2 separate regions of the Mus musculus genome follow, and region 1 is linked to region 2. A link is a loop called in an ENCODE intact Hi-C map of the cell type or tissue named here. Cell type or tissue: left cerebral cortex. All regions are shown on one strand. Region 1 has its middle 17 kb from the start of Gm25189. Region 2 has its middle 59 kb from the start of Gm46758.

Region 1 (4,000 bases), 250 kb before region 2:
ACCTCACAGTGCAGGGGCAGTGACAGGATGCTGAGAGGACCCCACAGTGCAGGGGCAGTGACAGGATGCTGAGAGGACCCCACAGTGCAGGGGCAGTCACAGGGTGCTGAAAGGATGCCACAGTGCAGGAACATTCAGGCTCAGGGAATGCGTAGCACAAGGGAGGATCTCTTTTTCTCAGTGGGAATTGAGCCTTGGGCTACAGCTTAGTTGCACTTATTCATAGCCTGCTAGTTAAACTTTTATAGATTTTTGAAAGCAACAGTACAAAAAATAGCTCAAAAGATTTAAATATCCCAAAACTTGAGGATCATCTATGACTCTATGTCATTGCAGTTGGCAGGCACTTCAAGCTTAGTGTGGTCTCTGCTAAATCCCATTTTCATTGCTTCTGCTAGATGTACCCAAGGACTTTCTGTAGACACCATCTCCTCAGGGCCAGCAGAGTCAGGTCGCAGAAGCACAGAGTGCTAGGATCTCCACAAGATCCAGAATGAATGAGCCTGGCCTCCCATAACACTGCTGCTCCTCGGAGCCCATCAGACATTAAAACAGGGGCTGGGGACTTAGCTTAGTGGTTAAGAGCACTTGATGCTCTTGCAAAGGACCTGGGTTCAGTTTCCAGCACCCACACAGCAACTCACAACTGTTTGTAACTTCAGTCCTAGAGGATCTGACATGCCTTTTCTGGCTTCTCTGAGGGCCAGGCACACACATGGTACCCATACACACAGGAATAAAACTGTGTATACATATGAAATGAAAAAATAAAATCGTTTTAAAAAAGAAATTAAAACAATGTTGTCCTCAAAACAGTTACAATCTACCTGAAGAATTCAGTTTGTTCCTCCTTGAAAGGGTGAAAAAACTTAATACTCTGTTATTCAGTGTAGTTTTTTATCTCTCTAAGGACTCTTCCTGCACATATACAGGGATGCTAGAGGAAAGTTAAGCCAAGAGAAAGGTTTTCCATATTAAACTGGAGCTGGGGGGGGGGGGAGGTACCTATTCACAAGAACCTAGTCATTAATTTGTCAATTAGGGTTTGTTAACCACATACTATGCATAAGACTTTATGCTGAAACATAAGCTACAACGAGAAAAGAGTGTCTAGCCCTCTGCAGGTTTGTGTATAAATCGAAGGAGTTCACTTCCCCGGTCTAGAGTCAAGTTGCTTCAAGAGGTTAAGAGGCTGTGGAGATCTTGTGCTGCTTGTGGCTGTGGAGCATCAGCCCAGAGGCATCCTCACAAGAATCTGTGGAGACCTCTGCCCTGGTCAAGCCCTCTTCCACAGCTCCGTGCACCTTACCTCATTGTGGGCTCTCCCTCAAAATATGGGAAGAATTCATCTTCCGACAGCGAGCATCCAGCATGGGAAATAAAGGATGTGAGCGATGGTTTCCTTGCCTTGCGATCTGTTTCCATTTAAAGCCGTGGAAGAGGGAATGAAAACTCCGAATCCCACTGATTTCAAATACATGCTGAGGTTGCTCTGACAAACTGATGCAACCAGCGGGTAGGAGGAGAAGCCCATCATATAATAGTCTGCGGTGCTAGAAACCTAGAAGAAGGAGCTCCGTGAAGCCACTAGGGGGCGCCACAACCCCGAGGCGCAGAGGGATCTGTCCTAAACTATTCAAGGAAGCTCAACAAATGCTTCCTGTTACACTTGAATTTTGGCCCTCTCAACTCGTTTGTCCGTCTGTCCGTCTATTTGTCTGCTTGTTTGTGACAGGGTCTTGCTATGACACCCTGACACTCAATATGTAGCTGATTTCAAAATTACAGCTGATCCCCCTGTCTCAGCATTCCAAGTACTGGGGTTGTGAGGTGCGCCACCACTCAACTATAGGATTCTGCTTCTTCTCAAAACCGTGTATTTATGGGAGAACACTGCTGCAATCATACATTAAGAAAACAAACCACAGTAACTGAAAGGAGTTCCATGACTGGACAGGGCAAAGGTCTTACCTTGGACATTAAGCTCTATCCTAAATTCTGTCGTGGTCACAAAAGAGATAAATGAAGCACGCAATACATTCACTGGGGACAAAAATGCCAAGGCAGGGCAATGAGACGCGTGACAGAAGGCAGAGCCACAACCTCACTCTGCCTCAGGACAGTCAAGGGCTGAGGAAAGACAGAGATAGATCAGCTGCCTGTCTATCAGTCCAAAAAACAAGACTGGCTTTTCTGTGGGTTTAACAGGTGCTTAGCTTAGAACCTGCGACTGGGAATGGGCCCAACACACAGAAAACTCAACCCAAGAAGTGAACTCGCACGCAATAAACTCTCCAGCTCTGTTCACACTAGAAAAGTAGATGTATCCCCAAGATGTAATCACACTATTGTTGTGTATGTGTATATGTGCAGGCGGGCTTAGAGGTCAATGTTAAGAGTCTTCCTCTATCTTTTTGGCCCTTATTTTATGAGAGCCTATCTTCCACTGAACTGGGAATTCACTAGGTTAGACTGGCTGGCCAGGAAGCACTGGGCATCTGCCTGTCTCTGACCCAGAGTCCTGAGATTACAGGCGTGCCACTGTGTCTGGCTTTTTGTTGCAGACACTGGATATTCATACGCAGGTCCTCGTGCTTGTGCAGAGGGAACGTGACCCACCGGGCTGTCTCTGCAAAGCAGTGAGCTCATTTTGAAAGGATGTGCTCTGTGTTCTTAATTTGGGGGGGAAAATCCTGCTAGCAATCTTAAAATAGGCAAAACTATAAAAAACGTTAGAAATGTAACACTTCAGCGATGTTTATGGCCTACTGGAATAACCAAAGCGTAATCTTTTTAAGAATTCAGCTCCGTGGCCGTCCACATCGATTCTAAGTTTAGTGTTGTGTAATGTTATTTGACTCCCTCGTGATGGTAATGTAGAGATGTCAGATATAAGGTAACATTTCAGTTTCAAGCTGAATGTGTGAGGGAGCAAAATGCCAGCAAGCAGTGTGTGTGTGTGTGTGTGTGTGTGTGTGTGTGTGTGTGTGTGTGTGTGTTCATGTGAGGGTTATACCAAGGCTAAACATCAAACTTCAAAGTAATGGGAGAAAATCCTACACCAATAGTTTTCTGCCTTTTTGTCCTTAAATATTTCACACTTAATCCATTTTAATCCATTTCACTACTAAGTTTCCGTTTGAATGGGATATTGCTCAGATCCTCAAAATGTATCACTTCTCAAGAAAAAGTTATTTGCATGAGGCTTTCATTAACATTCATGGGCATATATATTCTCAGACCTTTTTGAGACTCAAACCAATGGGCTCTTTTAAGATAAATCCTTAAATAGATAAAAGCAGAGGACAACAAAATGGCTCAGTGGGTAAAGGAGCTTTCCACCAAAACCAAAGACCTGAGTTCAATCCCTGGACCCCACATGGTCAGAGAGAATCAATCCTGAGAGCTGTCCTCTGACCTCCACGAGTGCCCTGGCATGTGTGTGCAACACACACACACACACACACACACACACACACACACACACGACAAGGTGTTTAAAAATTAAAAAGGTTGAATTACAGAGAAATAAAAAGCCCATCAATGTCATAATACCAGGTGTTCTACTCCCAGGTACCGGATATCTCAAAGCCGCTGTGCGGTCGGTGGTGCATCTGCGATTAGAGAGGACACTGAGAGATCCACAGAGGAACCTGAGAGTGCTGTGTGCAAGTTATAGTCAGGGGGAACAGAGGGCCCCCGTGCCCCATGTATAACCCAACTCAGGCACATTAGAATTCTAAGTGTGAAGGCAAAACTGTGCTGCTAAAAGATATGAACTAGAGGGTTTAGAAGTGATGGGAATACTATCTCCTGGCAACGCTCATTTTGGAGATTATCGTAAGCTATTTTCCACATTTCTAACAATGAGAGAGTATCACTTGTGTAATTAAAGCATGTAAGAGTTACATCAGAATAAGCAGTTAGGCTTTGCTTACTTCTCTAACAACACAAAATGCTGAGAAGCCGTTCTGCCAAGAACCGGGCATTTTACATGTGA
Region 2 (4,000 bases):
CTGGGGACAAAGCAGGATTACATACAGGTCCTGGCTTTATAGTCATTGGGGTTAGTGACTGGGGCATGAATTGGTTCTTAAGAGCTTTGAGGGGTGACGTCATTCTGTATTTCCATCTGACCACTCATTACTGCTCTAATTACTTTCCAGTGTTCTCTTGTCCCTTCTGCCATGATGACTGGCGACATTTGAGGCAACCACTGTGGGATGAATGAAGAGACACCATGTAGAGTTTCCAGAGAATACAGGATATATATATATACATATATATATATATATATATATATATATATATATATATATATGGGTGAGCAGTAACTCTTTGTTATAAAGAAAATCTTGCTTTAAATTAAGCTTAATGCTGTCTACCTGACTTGATATAAATGATAATGAAGAAAACGTGGAGGTAAGCATTTACATGGGCTGGCTCATTTAAATCCTCACAAGAACAAAAATGGCTTTTATTTCCTCTGATTAATAGATGAGGAGTCAAATAACTTTTCAAACCTCTCCCATCTTGGAAATGGTAGGCCTGAACTTTGAACTCAAGGTTTCCCTGACAGAAAACCAAGGAACTATTATTTCCAGAGCATTCCTTGGAAGAGAAAATGCTAAGGCAGCCTAGGGAGTGGTAATTAATTTAGCACTTTGCATTCCGGAAGAAGCATTCCCGGGTAAATCAAGTCCTCTGTCAGCTCACCCCTCTGGGTAGGATGAGGTGTTCTCTCACCGGCAACCTGGTATCCGCCCAGAGCCTCCCGGTACCCGGGTTTGTTGCCCTGTGGCTGTGTAAACAACGTCTCTGCCTGGAAGAGCTCAGAGTCAGTTTTGGCCATTTAACCTATGTGTGACCCTGAAAATGTGAAAATGTTAATCTCAGTCTCTCTCAGCTTTGTTTCCTTTTTTTTCAGTGAAAGGGAGGAAGCTATAGAATCCAGTTCAGAGCCTACTGTGAGGAATTAGGGAGGCCCTGTGTAAAGCACTTGGAATTTTCTCTCCCCACCCCCATACCTTCAGAAATAACGAGTGCAGAGTCACTCTATCTGCTTGTGAACATTTTGAAGGTTTTCATTCCCCTCGAGAGGAAAGAGGTCTGTTTTGGAGAGAGGCCAGTGGTGTTCAAAATGCAGGAAGTAAAAGAAACATAGGAGCAATTCCCTTGCACTGGAGGAGAGCTCTCTTTTAGTATAAGCAGAAAAGCAAATTGACTTGGTGAATAATAATTTTTCTTGAAGGTTTTTTTTTTTAATTGTTGTGTTTTTTGAGTTTTGTTTTGTTTTGTTTTTGTCTTTTACTGAGATGAACCAGCTTCCGCCTGAGGTGAACAAATCCTTTCCCCTCTCAGATCTTATCGTTTCTTATCTGGAAGATGGATAGATTGGAGCCAGTCTCTCCAGTGTCTGGTGGCTGTTTGATCCTGCCATGCCCTGTTGCATCCGCCCGGGAGGAATGTGTCTGGAGCCTGTTTCTGTCTTGGGCTGTGAAACTCAGCCTGGAGGGGCTTCCTCAGAGTGAAGGAAAAGTGACCTAGCCTCACTTCTGTTTGACGTTAGAGTTCTGTAGCTTTCTTTGGTGGGGGGGTCTAACACGTGGGACCAAAGGAAAAGCGCATGGAGTCTGCAAACAGTTGTGGAACAAGTGCGTTTCCCCGCAGGCCAGCAGGGGAGAGGGAAAGGAAACAAAACAAGACAAAAAAAAAAAAAAAAAAAAACCACACACACACACACACACACACACACACACACAAAAGATGTTTATTGCAAAGCTACAGTCCCAGACTAACCTGGAGGGATGTTTGAATTCTGGAAAACCTTATGGATAAGCCTCGCAATTATGTACTTAGTCACAACCAGAGGGGAGGAACTTTGAAGGCACTGAATTGAAGAGACACAAAAGTCAGGAAGTGACCCTTTCGTGGGGACTGCAGAGGCCACAGAGGAGAAACAAAGTCCCTTCACAACCAGGGAAGACGGACCGTACCATCCCGGGGGGCCGGAGTGGGGAAGAGGGCGGTGGAAACTGACATCCTCGCTCTCAAGGAGCCGGCGAGGACACGGGATTTCCCGACTGAAAAGCCTCAGTGTTCGCCTGTCCCCGCACAGCCTCTCCCCCTCCGTGGAGGCCTGGGTCCGGCAGCCCGGGGGCGCCCTGCATCACCGCTCTGTGCGCGGGCGGGGCCGCGCTCCCCGGCCTGGAGATGGATGGCGTGCCCGAGCCAGCCCATCTGCGGCCGCGGCTGGTCCGGGAGGAAGCCGTCCCCGGGGATGAATGGGGCTTTGTTCGCTGCCAGCCGCGCTCCCCTCGCGGCCCGGCCCGGCACAACGGAGGCAGTATGCGACAGGCATGGAAATGAGCCGCGGGCTCTCCCCTCGCAGCGCCCAGGAATGCTGGCCAGCCGGAAAGGAGCCCTCGCTGGGGACCCGCTCCCGCGCCTCTGAAACCCCATTGAGAAGGGCTCTTTGAAGCAATTAAAGCGCGTTTCACGGCGGCCCGGGAGGGGGCCCTGGCCGTCCAGCTTCTCTTTTTACCCCTCTTCTCTGTCCGATCGTGTTTGTGCACCTTGGTGTGGCGGGTTACCTAGAAACCAGGCCAGAACCCGCTCCCTCTCTTGCAGAGATTCTGTAACCTCACAAAAGTGTCCCCATAAACAGATTGCTTGTCACCAGGGGGCGGGGGTGTGTGCGGGCTAGAACCCAGTTTGGACTTGCTCCAAGCTGACCTGCAGAGCCTGGGTTCCTGCTTTCAAAGGCTTCTTTGCTGGGCTCTGCACCCACCTGCCCTGCAGTCAGGTTTAGGCAGACAGAAATTGCCTCTAGATGAAAAAGTCCTGAGGCTGCGGCTCAGCATTTTCCATTTTCTCAGTGGTGGGGTGGGCCGCGTTCAGGTCTAGAAGTGATGTCACAACCAGCCCTGTAAAGTGATGTAACCTGCACTTGTTGAAGGACTAGGACCGGGCTATTTTGAGACTCTTGAGTTTCTTCCTTCCCCCCTGGAGAAAAGTGGGTGACTGGGCAACTCACAAAGCCGCTCTGGGTACAGCGGTTCTCATTTGTTACCGGGGAAAATCTTAAGGCTCAGGAACTGATTCCGTGAAGAAGGATGGAATTCCTTCTAAATTGGAGGTGGGCACCTTATATATATACCCATGGGGCAAGTGTGTGAACTGAAGGCCCAGTAACACCCATATAAAAAGATTTCATTGAGTTCTCTAGTTGATTTTATAGTGCTTTCTTTCCTCTAGGAGTTAAGTCTGTCTCTTCCCCAGCAGGTGCTTCCTAGAGAACAGGATTCTTTTGTTGTAGCTTTGCTTTGTTTGTTGTGTTTCTGAGACTTGGTTCTTGAATTTCCCTCTGTGGCCAAGAATGGTGGTATATTCCGGATCGGCCTGCCTCTACCTCCCAAGTGCTGGAGTTCAGGCGTGTGCTGCCTTGAGCATCATGATCTCTTTGGGGGGGGGGGGGTTGTTTGTTTGTTTTGTTTTGTTTAGAAGTATGGGAAAGGTTCTGTGTTCAGAGCAGGTCCTTAACAATACTTATGCTAGGCAAATACATTCAATGAAGGAGCGAATGAAGTCCGATCCTCTGTTTTGTTTGTTTTGTATAATTCCAAACGAGAAGTAGAAGTAGTGAGCACAAGGTGGTTCCTGGGCAAGGAAGACGTTGAGAAGTTTGAAGGGAAGGTTCGGGAACATTTTTGAGAGCACAAACATGCCTCAAATGTTTCCTGAAATGACCCAGAGGAGAGCAGGCACTCAGGTGGGGGACTCATTCTTTCCAAGTTTGGGGTTGGTTGGTTCTGGCTAACATGAATCATGTTTTACGTCAGTGAGGAGTGTACCCCGTCCATCATTCACTCTTTAAGCATGCCATGGAAACAGGATGGTCAGTCAGAGTCATGGTTGTGCGTGGTAAGCATCATTGCGGCTCATGTGCTACTCCAGTGTCTCCATGGTGATTGTTACCTGGGGCTTGGCTTATACTTCTATTAGGATATTTTTTCT

Evidence for each region. Peaks named below come from ENCODE experiments on the same cell type or tissue, not always from the same donor. Only the 100,000 strongest peaks of a DNase experiment are listed, where the experiment ranks them.
Region 1: it touches region 2 in a loop (2.3-fold over the local background); 1 of 42 quality-filtered maps calls a loop at or near these places.

The regions. Positions count from the first base shown.
Region 1 is chr2:117,229,039-117,233,038 of GRCm38, reverse strand. No RefSeq gene overlaps it. Among named protein-coding and RNA genes, the nearest start is that of Gm25189, 17 kb to the left of the region's middle. In left cerebral cortex, a CTCF peak has its summit at 1,593 (motif pointing right); DNase peaks (open chromatin) are centred at 1,588 and 2,651; H3K4me3 peaks cover 538 bases; H3K27ac peaks cover 666 bases.
Region 2 is chr2:116,974,079-116,978,078 of GRCm38, reverse strand. No RefSeq gene overlaps it. Among named protein-coding and RNA genes, the nearest start is that of Gm46758, 59 kb to the right of the region's middle. In left cerebral cortex, CTCF peaks have their summits at 1,633 and 2,296; DNase peaks (open chromatin) are centred at 1,578, 2,172, 2,719, 2,859 and 1 more place; H3K4me3 peaks cover 1,447 bases; H3K27ac peaks cover 2,848 bases.